2 separate regions of the Homo sapiens genome follow, and region 1 is linked to region 2. A link is a contact called in ENCODE Hi-C or POLR2A ChIA-PET data. All regions are on one chromosome and are shown on one strand. The core of a region is the stretch at or near the end of the contact, and the rest is flanking DNA. Distances in the headings are between cores, read along the strand shown.

Region 1 (5,701 bases), core at 780-3,279, 140 kb before region 2:
GGAGATGGAAGGACTAAGGTAATCTGCCTCCTTGCATGGAGGGAGACCCACCCTGCCATTGCCTTAGCCACGCCCAGCCAGTTTTGAATTCCAGGACATTCTGTGCCACGCTGCCTCACACCTTCAGACAGCGAGTTCCATGGCAGTCTTCCCTCCCTGGGACGAGTCTCTCCACCGAATGTGCGGGGACTGAGGTTCTACTGCCCATAGTGACACGGAACGGTCTTAATCTCTGGGCCCCAAAGAGAAAAATGTTCTTTAGTTGGGAAGATCAGGTTTACATGTGAAGGGCTGCCTGGCTGGAAGAGAAGCTGAGGAAGGAAATAGCGTATTAGACGGTGCTGCCCTTGAAAACGCAGTGATGTATATTCAGCAGCGTGTGTCGTTCGCTGAGCACAAACGTTCATAGAACTGTGGATTCTAAACGTTCAAGAAGAGCTGCACTTTTCTAAATTTCATAGAAATGTGAACTTGTTTAAGAAAAAGGGATGGGTAGAGGGTTTCACCTATGGCACACGTTTTAACAAAGAATTCTCCCAGCACTTTGGGAGCCAAAGCAGGAGGATCACTTGCGCCCAGGAGTTGGAGACTGCAGTGAGCTGTGATTGCACCACTGCACTCCAGCCTGCGGCACCAGAGGGAGACGCTGTCTCAAAAACAAAACAAAACAAACAAACTAATAATAATTCTGTAGCGCTGTCTTCATTGGTGAATGAATGTGTGAGGATAGAATTTGAGAGGTCTTAATTTTATGGCCTCCTTTGGTCCCCCAAGATAAAACACACTGCAGCTGCGAAAATGATGGGTTCTTGTGAACAACTGTTTTATGTGAAGCCTCATGGTAGAGGGAGCTGGCCCTGCATACTGGTATCAGCGTAAAGAACAGTCAGGCGTGCCTGTGAGCAAGGCAGGGCCGTGACTCAGACTTCAGTAAACACGAAGTGTGAGTTCAACCCAGAAAAATGCTGTCTCAGGTTTTGCAGACTTGTCAGAAATAAATCACCAACTTTAGGAAGCTTTGGTGCAAGAGCCTTGAAGAATTTTCTTCAAGGTGTTTTCTTTCCTGCCTGCATCCTAGCATCCTGGTAACCAGGGCGAAGTGGCTGTCGGTGCTGGAAGAGAAGGCCGTGAAGCCGGGTGAGTGTGCCTCTTTAATACTCATTCCCTGTACTGCCAATCAAGGCAGTTAAATCCATCCTGTTTCCTGCTTGTGAGTGAGGCTTCAGGAGCTGGGTTTACTTTTAATCTTTTGGTGATTCTTCACCCCAGTGGAAACCCACAGTCTCCAGATGCCCCAGACACATCCAGCCATTAGAAGTGCAAGGATGAAAGTATTTGTTTAGATGGAAGTATACTGATGGACATTGAAACGTGGTGATGATGAGTGAAATAATCAAATTGCAGAAGATCGTGCTCCAGACACGATCCTGTCCACCGCCTCCCTGCTGAAGGCCTAGAGCAACGAGTGTGTCTACAGGTGTGTCAAGAGCAGTGTCCTCCTGGCCTTCATCTCACGTATGGCTCTGCAGGGGACAGACCTCCCAGCCATCCCCGCCTCTGGAAGGCAGACCGGCCCCATAAGTATGCACACCCCCTGCCCAGTGCTTGGTTTCATCCCAAGGACACGGTCTACGGGGCAGCCAATATGCACAGTCCCTTCTCGTTATCTGAGGCAGCAATGCTCCACAAAGTCACTGTGAACACCGAGTTAGCACATATGGAACCCTTGCCCCGGGGGAAATATATTTATACACACACCTCTCACATCGATTATAGTCTTAAAATCCAAAACAACACATCTTGCTTCTATTTTTTTATCTTGTGAAAGAGAAAATGCAGTTCAGAGGCGTTCAGTGACTTGCCCAAGGCCACTGTCAGGTGCCAGAGCTGGGATGCAAAGCCTGGGAACGAGGCACCCTGCCTCACCCTGCCCCGGTCTCCTGTGTGTGAGAGGGAGCTAGGGAGGCCACGTCTCCTTGTGTGACCTCAGTGGGAACCGACATGGGTGACTCAGGGTTTTGACTGCTCTGCAGTGTCTGAGAGTGACCGCAAAAGCTCCAGAGTATAGTTCTGGAGGTTACACATGCATTTTAGTGAGTAGGCAAATTCACAAAACTAAAATCTGCAAATGGAAGCCACTGTATGGAAGGACAAATATTGCAACATTGTTTATATGAGGAAAAATAGACACTACCTGTATGCCCAGCAGAAGGAAATTCATTGAATAATTTAGGGTACATTCTTAATTTATGCAACCATTAGAAGTGCAAGGATGAAAGTATTTGTTTAGATAGAAATATACTGATGGACGTTGAAACATGGTCATCATGAGTGAAATAATCAGATTGCAGCATTATAAGGTGCGGTCATGTTTGTAGGTTGAAAACGGGAATATATGGATGTTTACATGCATACTCATATATGTATATACATGGGTGTATTATATGTGGATTCCAACTGATTTTTTTTGTTTGTTTGATTTTTTGAGAGGGAGTCTCACTCCAGCCCAGGCTGGAGTGCAGTGGGTGCAATCTCAGCTCACCGCAACCTCTGCCTCCTGGGTTCAAGCAGTTCTCTTGCCTCAGCCTCCCAAGTAGCTGGGATTACGGGCATGTGCCACCACGCCCAACTAATTTTTCTGTATTGTTAGTAGAGATAGGGTTTCACATATTGGCCAGGCTGGTCTCAAACTCCTGACCTCAGGCGATCCACCCACCTTGGCCTCCCAAAGTGCTGGGATTACAGGCGTGAGCCACTGTGCCTGTCCCCAAGTGCATTTTTTTGTCATAACTTTTTTCTTAACATAAAGTTGTGCCTTGGAAAATGGTTCATGAATGTGGAAAAAAATTCAGAGTCCACAAAGGTGTCCTCATTGCTGCCGCCCCCCTTCCCCAAGGAAGCCGACGTCGTTCCCTTCAGAGATGTTCTGTGCATAGGTGAGTGTGTGTGCCTGAGTGTGTGTTTGTGAGTGTGTGTAAATGGGGTGAGAGCACCCCCATTTTCTGTAGTTTAGGGTACATACCTCACTTCTCCTTAATGGGACTTAGAGTTGATTCCATTGCTGCCCATAGAAATCTTTGGGTCACTGTTTGTTTTTTGTTTGTTTTTTAGACAGGGATTTGCTCTGTTGCCCCTGCTGAAGTGCACAGTGACACGATCATGGCTCACTGCAGCCTCAGCCTCCTGGGCTCAAGTGATCCTCCCACTTCAGCCTCCTGTGTAGCTAGGACCACAGGTGCATGCCACCACACTCAGCTATGTTTTTTTATTTTTTGTGAAAACGGGGTTTCACCATGTTGCCTAGGGTGTTCTTGAACTCCTGAGCGCAAGTGATTCTCCCGCCTCGGCCTCCCAAAGTGCTGGGATTACAGGCGTGAACCACCGTGCCTGGCCTAGCTCACTTTTATTTTCTTTTTACACATCTGTAGTTGTGATTTTTCTCCTTGTGATTTGAAAACATACTCTCAGAGCACCTCTTTAAGGGATATGTTTGCCCAAAGCCTGAGGCCAACCCTCCAGCTTTCCTCCCCACTGTTGGTTCCTCAGCCTGAGGTGGGGGGTCTGAGCCATTCTTACCAGCAGGAAGGAGGTCAGGAGCCCTGCTCAGACCTTAATGGTGGCAGAAATGAATGTGACTCACTCATTTTCATGGGACACGTCAGTCAGTGACATGAAATGGCAGAGAAGACATCACCTTTTATTCTTTGCCTGAAGGAAGAAATAAAATCATCTTAGAGTTGAAGCCAAAATCAACCCTTCTGGTTTTTGGAGCCATCGAGTCATTTCATGTGGATCTTGAACACCCCCACACTCCCAGTTCATACACGCGGAGCCTGATTAGGGAAAACATTTGCTTTATGAAATTTTTTTTTCACGTATGTGAGTTGAGTATAAAGAGTAGCCTGGGCCGGGCACAGTAGCTCACAACTGTAATCCCAGCACTTCGGGATGCCGAGCCGGAAGGATTGCTTGAGCCCAGGAGTTCAAGACTAGCTTGAGCAACAGTGGGACCCTGTTTCTACAAAAAATTTAAAAAAAAAAAATTAGCCGTGGCTAGGCGGTGTGGTCACGCCTTAATCCCAGCACTATGGGAGGCTGAAGCGGGCAGATCACTTGAGGTCAGGAGTTCGAGACCAGCTAGGTCAACATGGTGAAACCTCATTTCTACCAAAAAAACCCCAAAAATTAGCCAGGCATGGTGACATATGCCTGTAATCCCAGCTACTCGGGAGGCTGAGGCAGGAATCACTTGAACTGGGGAGGTGGAGGTTGCAGTGAGCCGAGATTGTGCCACTGCACTCCAGCCTGGGAGACAGAGTGAGACTCTGTCTCAAAAAAAAAAAATTAGCTGGGCATGGTGTGTGCCTGTAGTCTCAACTGCTTGGGAGGCTGAGGTGGGAGGATCACTTGAGCCCAAGAGGTCAAGGCTGCAGTGAGCTAAGATCACACCACTGAGCTCCTGCTTGAGCAACAGAGTGAGACCCTGTTTCAAAGAAAAAGTTCAGACACCAGGCACGGGGCTAGGGAGGGGGCTCCTTGCCACCCCCCTCACACTCTTGGCTTTCTTCCCTGTGGGAGTGGAGTGACCCCGTCCTCAGCGTGTTCTGCCCTTGCTCTGCTCGTGTGTGTGTGAATGCATGCATGTGTGGTGTGTGCATGTGTGTGTGTTGTGTGTGCATGTATGTGTGGTGTGTGTGTGCGTGTGTGCTGTATGTTCCTCAGCGTGTCCTGCCCTTGCTGTGCTCGTGTGTGGCTGTATGTGTGGTGTATGCATGTGTGTGTACACCTGTGTGTGTGTGTGGTGTGTGGTGTATGTATGGTGTGTTTATGCATGTGTGTGTGTGCATGTGTGTGTATAGTGTGAGGGTCTTTGCCCTCCTGCAGATTCACCCTGCTGCTGTTTCCCTTCCCACACAGGCTTTTGGGTCAGGGGATGGCTGTTGGCTGTTGTCAGCAGCGGGCCTAAGTTGGAGGGTTCACGCTGCTCCCCTGCATGATGGCCCATGGAGGCTGACTCCATTTCCAGCTCATTCCAGAAACAGGAGTGTTTTTCCATGTAGCATAGTCTCTTGTGTGAGACATCACACTCCACGGTCTTTGCAGCTGGGAACGTTTCTGGTTTTTTTGCTTTTGAGACAGAATCTCTCCCTGTCACCCAAGCTGGAGTGCAGTGGCACAATCTCAGCTCACTGCAACCTTTGCCTCCTGGGTTCAACTGATTCTCATGCCTCAGCCTCCTGCGTAGCTGGGATTACAGGCACACACCACCATGCCTGGCTAATTTTTTGTATTTTTACTAGAGATGGGGTTTCACCATGTTGCCCAAGCTGGTCTTGAACTCCTGAGGTCAGGTAATCCACCCATCTCGGCCTCCCAAAGTGCTAGGATTACAGGCATGAGCAACCGTGCCCGGCCACGTTTCTGTTTTTCCAACCGTTAAGTCCACGTAAACCATGGCGTGCAAGCCTTCCCACGTGATGAGTCCGCATAGGCAGCGTCTGCTGGGTGGTTACCACAGGCAAAGCTTCCATTTTCTGCGATCCTGAATCTTGAATTTCAGTGTGACCACAAGAAGTCATTTACTTAGTGCATCCTCCAACAGCAAGGCTCGGCCAAAACGTCAATCACCAGATGAGGGGGGTTCATTCTAATTTCCATATCACCTCTCCCACTGCTGCCTGAAAAGAAGCCCCACCTGTCT
Region 2 (5,929 bases), core at 2,413-4,912:
TATTTAGTAAACAATAATGTAATCCACCATGCTCTTCCTCAACTAACAAAGGTGATTAAACATACTTATATCCACAGGATAACCCTGGTTTTTCCTGAATCCCTACGGTGTGTGTGCACACAACATAAGCGCACATGCACACACACACACACAAACAATAACAGAAAGCAGAAGATGACATATTCTAAAATCAAGAATATTAGATTACCATCACAACACTCCTCTATAGCTCCTGCATAACTAGTAATACTTTTCCTAGATTCATTTTACATTGAAATAAAGTGAGAACAGGTACTTTTATTAAATAATCAAACCCACTTATGTTGATTTAGTTTCTTTCTTTTCTTTTTTTGAGATGGAATTTCGCTCTTGTTGCCCAGGCTGGAGTGCAATGGTACAATCTTGGCTCACTGCAACCTCTGCCTCCTGGGTTCAAGTAATTCTCCTGCCTCAGCCTCCCGAGTAGCTGGGATTACAGGCATGCGCCACCACACCCGGCTAATTTTGTGTTTTCAGTAGAGATGGGGTTTCTCTATTTTGGTCAGGCTGGTATCGAACTCCCAACCTTAGGTGATCTGCCCACCTCGGCCTCCCAAAGTGCTGGGATTACAGGCATGAGCCACCACGCCCGGCCCGATACAGTTTCTTTTCTTAAGTCTCTCCAGTCACCTTTCCCTAGGCTTGAGGATTGGCATAGCAGGACAGAAGTTACGAGAACAATGCAGGCCCTGAAGAGAGGGCTCCTCTCCTTCAAGCTGTGGGGCATGTAAGGACATGGAGACGAGGACCAGTGGCAACAGAGTTCTTGGCAGAATTTCTTAAGTAGAAAGCATTTCTTATTTAGGGAAAATAAGATGAAGGTGCACAATGCCACTTCGTATCAAGGGTGGTGATGGAGCGGGGCCCACCCTGCACTAGATCCAGCCAGTTCTCCACATGTTCTAATTGGAAACCTGTGCCCCACAGTAGCAGATGTTTCCCAGCTCTTCCAACCACATTCCCCACAAAGTACTCTCTACCCTACAGGAAGGAGAACAGAAAGGACGGGAAGTGAGCTATTGGCTGTCAGGACACAAAGGCAGCTGCAACCTAGTTGAGGAGATCAGAAAGACCTACGTGATCCCCATCCAGCTAGAAAATGCTTGGGAGAGCAGGAGCTACCAAGCTCCCTTTCACTGAGCTTCCTCCACTCTCCCCTGAAATATCCTCTTCCTACCTCTCAGATTGCCACCCTTTCCCCATATGTGTCTGACAGCCGAAGTTTCCTGTGACTCAGCTCACAACATGACACTACCCCCGCCCTCCTTCTCAGCTACTTAAAAAGGCAAAGATTTTAACAGAGTCAGGTGGAAGAATATGCATCAACCCCAGCTGTAAGGATGAAGAAGCAAGCCAATGCTCCCATCACCCTTGCAATATCATGCATTACCATGATCCCTTCCCCTTCATTCACCATCACACACACACACACACACACACACACACACACACACACACACACACTGGGAGGGGCTGCAACCACTACCCCTTGTCACTCCCCAAAGGACCCACCGACCACCCCTGTCTTAGGCTCTGGCACACTGTCACTCCTACCCACATGTCTGATTATAGGCATGTCATCACAGCTGCTCTCAGTGAACAAGTTCATGTACACAGACGTCTCCATCTCCTCCTTCTGGGAGTAAAGCTCTCTAGGGATCCTTCTGCTCATCTACATGCCTTATAACTGACCCCCACGGTCGCTGTTCCAAACGTACTATGCCCCCAAATAGTAAACATGTTCTCTTCCCTGCTCTCACCTTTTCTCCCAGCAAGTCACCTCTGGTACCCTTCCTGATATTAGAGATGTTGTCCTTGTTCCAACGTCATGTCTCCAGTGCAGAAAAGGGCTTTTCAGGTCACCTTTGATGACCCCCAGACAGCCACCTGGTGTTCCTCCTTGAATCAAGGAATTTGCCTGCAGCAGCATGAAGGGGAATAAAAGAGTGAGGTGAGATTGGTGGGCTCCAGGTTTCCCACGTGTGACTCAACTAATCCCCAAACCTAAATTACAGGCTGGTGTGTAGAGCCTTCACCATGAAGGCCCTTGGCAAATATTTAGATTGGTTTTAAATAATCAAACAATTATTTATAGGAAGGCATAATAATTATATATATGTTCTCAGGATGAGTGGATAGCTGCTAGGTTTTCTTTCTTTTTTTAGATTGAGAGATATAATACATATACAAAAAGAGCAAATTAAAATATATGGTAGAAAGCAGGGCTCAACAAACTTCTTCTGTAACTAGCTAGATAATAAATACTTTCATCTTTGGCGGGCCATACATTCTGTCATAACTATTCGATTCTGCCACTGTAGAGGGAAAGCGGCTATAGACAAGAGGTAAGTGAATGGGTGTGGCTGTACTCCAGTAACACTTCACTTACAAAAACAGTCAGCAGGCCAGATTTGGCCTGTCTGGCCGTAGCTTTCCTATAGTGTCTTAGTCCATTTATGATGCTATAAGAAAATACCACAGACTAGGTAATTTACAAATAACAGAAATTTATTTCTCACCATTCTGGAGGTTGGAAATTCCAAGATCAAAGTACTGGCAGGTTGGGTGTGCCTGGTGTGGACCTGGTCTCTGCTTTCAAGATGGCGGCATGGACACTGTTTTCTTCGGAAGTGAGAAAAGCTGCATCTTCACTTGATACAACAGGTAGAAGGGGTGAACTCATCCCCTCAAGCCCTTTAATAAGGCACTAATCGATTCATGAGAGCACAGCCCTCATGGCCTAATCACCTCCTGAATGCTCCACCTCTTCATACTGTTGCTTTGGGTATTAAGTTTCAACATGAACTTTGAAGGAGACAAAAACTTTCAAACCATAGCACATAGAGTTGAAAACTCATAAAACAAATACAAAAGCAATCACTAAGCCAAGAAAGAGAACATGGCAAGTACTCACAGGACTTAGACATAAGAATAGTAGAATTCCAGAGAAGGTTGGATGCTCAACTCCAGTAGGTTTACTATGCCAAAGTCAGGATCCTAATTGGGAAGGAATAGGAGCCTGACACTGGAAATAGGGATATCTGTGTTGACGCACTAAAAAATCTTGCATTATTAGATTGCTCTGAACCTCCTGGGTCTGCAGAAGTGGCCCGTTCTTCCCTGTTAAAGGTCAGTGCTGCTTCCATGCTTGAAGATGTAAAGAAGATCTGGAGGCTTCTGCTTTAAAGGAAAGCATGCACCCTTCTCAGGATCAATCCCCTCTTCCCCAGTCCCAAGACCAGTAACTAGGGTCAAGCTACAACATAATCTGGCCAGGCAAGTGCTGGGCCTCTTAAGGGAAGGAAAGAACCGTAGGCAAAGGAACTGCAGGACCTTGCCAACAAGTACTTGCAGGACAGTTCTGCAGATGGCCTTGGACCAACCCAGTTCTCTCCTCTTTCTTACTTGCAGTTCTCAGGAAAAACCATAGAATGTGCTGGGAACACAACAATGTGAGATAAGGAGAAGCTGGCTGGAAAGGCCTGGGCTCTGTTCCAGTCCCCCCTACCCCAGAAACAGGATGTCCTTCAATGCCTTATTCCAGTGAGTCATGTTGCCCTGGGGCATAAAACCCAGGTTGCACTTTCTTCCATGGCCCTTTGGCTGCAGTCCAAGTGGAGCATACACACCACAGCAAGACTCCAATCCAACCTCAGGGGGCTTTCCTGAGCCCTGGGGATTAGCTTCCAATGAATCCTGGGCTTCCGTTGTCCCTTGCTTCCTATGAGTAAGTAACAAACCCTCTTCATGTAATTTATATGTGGGTGTTCTGTCTTACCAGATTCAGACAGTGTGGTAACTAGAGCACAGTGAACTTGCTTCACAGCACTGGCAGGAGCTGAAAGAGGAAACATGGGCTGGATCCCAAAGGTGCTCATTGAGAGCTGTGCAACAGAAGCCTGGGAGGGCGAGTTTATTGATACGGGAGCCCTCTGCTGTGACACAGGATCTAACACCGAGGCAAGGCCCCTGGGAGACAAAGCTAACGTGCTGCTACAGATGAAGCCTGGGGAAAGTGCCTGTCACCCTGCAGGAAGTGCAAATGCTGCAAATGCTGTGGAAAATGGCAGATGAGGGGAACATAAGACCCAGAAGGAGATATGCTAGAGGGTGTGCTCTACTCATCAGCTGACTCTGCCTTGTGAGAGGGCCTCGAAGAGGCTCCATCCTTCAAGGAGATAAGGAAAGTGCCGATGAGAAGGTCACCAGCATAACCGAGAAGCTCAGTGGGGGCCGTCCTCTGAGGCCAGCCATGACCATAGGAGAAGCTACTCGGGATTGAGACCCAGAGCGGGAAATGACTACGGAGCAGGTCTCAGCTTTGGTGTACACAGCCCTGTCCCTTGGGCTATAAAATCTGGAAGACCCTACAGTATTAGAGATATCTGTGATGTGGCAAAAACACCACGAGGAGAGTCTGTGCTTTGTTTCCCCACAATTCTACACTCTGTGGGTTGAGAGGTCTCAGGTCTCAGAGGGACGATGCAGAAAGACACAGAAAATGTCCCATTAAACTTCAAGCTACAGCTGACCTGTTGCCCATTCATTTGAGCGTCTTGTGCCGAGAGATTAGAAGGCAAGAAAAAGAGTCAAGATCCCGCCAGAGGTGACTAACCCTGATGATCAGGAGGAGGCCGGACTGCTGTTACACCATGGGGATGCGAAGGATAAGTGAGACACTGAGCAACCCATTCGGGTGATCTCGGTACCCTCTTTCCCAGCCTTTGTTTTTTTTTTTTTTTGAGACAGAGTCTCGCCCTGTCGCCCAGGCTGGAGTGCAGTGGGGTGATCTCAACTCACTGCAACCTCCGCTTCCTAAATTCAAGTGATTCTTCTGCCTCAGCCTCCCGAGTGGCTGGGATTACAGGTGTGTGCCACCATGCCCGGCTAATTTTTTTGTATCTTTAGTAGAGATGGGGTTTCACCATGTTGGCCAGGCTGGTCTTGAACTCCTGAGCTCGTGATCTGCCTGCCTTGGCCTCCAAAAGTGCTGGGATTACAGCCATGAGCCTCCATGCCCAGCCTCTTTCCCAGTCTTAACAGTAAATGGACAAGAAAGTAAGCCGTGGCCTGAGAAGGACGAGGTGACTAGAGGCTTAGAACACACAGGGTTGAGGGCCTGGGTTACCTTCCCAGATGAGCCGCCAAGACCAGCAAAGGAGCTAGCCACAGGTGCAGAGAATCTAAGCTGGAAAGTGGAGGGAGACAGTGGGTACCAGCTGTGGCCTGGAAACAAGCTGCAGCAGAAGGGGCCAAACCTCATCCCATTAACCCATCAGGAAAAGAGACCAGCCAGAAACCTGGAAGAGTAGCTCCAGATGGCAAGGGCTTACTGCAGTGGAAGGGTGGCCTGCAGTGGACACGGTGCTGTGCCGCCCATATCCCACTTCAGGACCAGTGCACTCACTGCTCTGGTTGCCAGCTTACAGATGAGTCATTGTCTAGAAACTGCCCTCAACCTAAGGAAGCTTCTTTCTCAAAGCTACATGCCTTCCCTGGGGTCAGCCTACCTCTAATGACTGGTCAACGTTGGAATATAAAGATCGGGACCTCCTAACTCAACTGGGATAACTGTGAAGGGTGACTTCAGACCCAGATTTCCTGAGAGGACCAGCTGAAGCAACACATGTGCTCACCTCAAGGTGCTCTTCCTGAGAATACTCCTTATGAAACTTCGTGCCACAAATATCAGAGTCTCGGAATCTTTTCCGGAGGCACCCGGCGTATGGAGATCTGTTCCTGGGCTCTCTGTTCTGTTCTGTTGGTTTACTTATCTATCCTTGTGCCGACATCATGCTGTCTTAGTCACTATAGGTTCACTACAATCTCTGTTAGAGCATGTGCTCTCGCCTTGTTCTTCTTCAAGTCACTTGGCGAGTCGTGGCTCTTT

What was found. Hi-C counts contacts between places; a loop is a spot of excess contacts on that map. ChIA-PET counts read pairs that join two places held with the same protein, here RNA polymerase II (POLR2A). Pooled maps may share reads with other maps.
Region 1: a pooled map shows a loop between it and region 2 (2.5-fold over the local background). The contact joins two enhancer-like sites. A Hi-C loop is called at or near these places in 1 of 168 maps with a recorded cell type or tissue (PC-9) and 2 of 50 pooled maps. POLR2A ChIA-PET finds 5 or more read pairs at or near these places in 2 of 52 experiments (MCF 10A and PC-9).

What each region holds. Positions count from the first base shown.
Region 1 is chr5:178,782,504-178,788,204 of GRCh38, reverse strand. It overlaps the pseudogene AACSP1. Among named protein-coding and RNA genes, the nearest start is that of ZNF354A, 55 kb to the right of the region's middle. Within about 2 kb of position 2,029, at least 2 of the 41 ENCODE cell types and tissues checked have a DNase peak (open chromatin) inside an H3K27ac peak, as active enhancers do.
Region 2 is chr5:178,640,369-178,646,297 of GRCh38, reverse strand. No RefSeq gene overlaps it. Among named protein-coding and RNA genes, the nearest start is that of CLK4, 16 kb to the right of the region's middle. RefSeq lists an enhancer at 1,744-2,943. Within about 2 kb of position 3,662, at least 5 of the 41 ENCODE cell types and tissues checked have a DNase peak (open chromatin) inside an H3K27ac peak, as active enhancers do.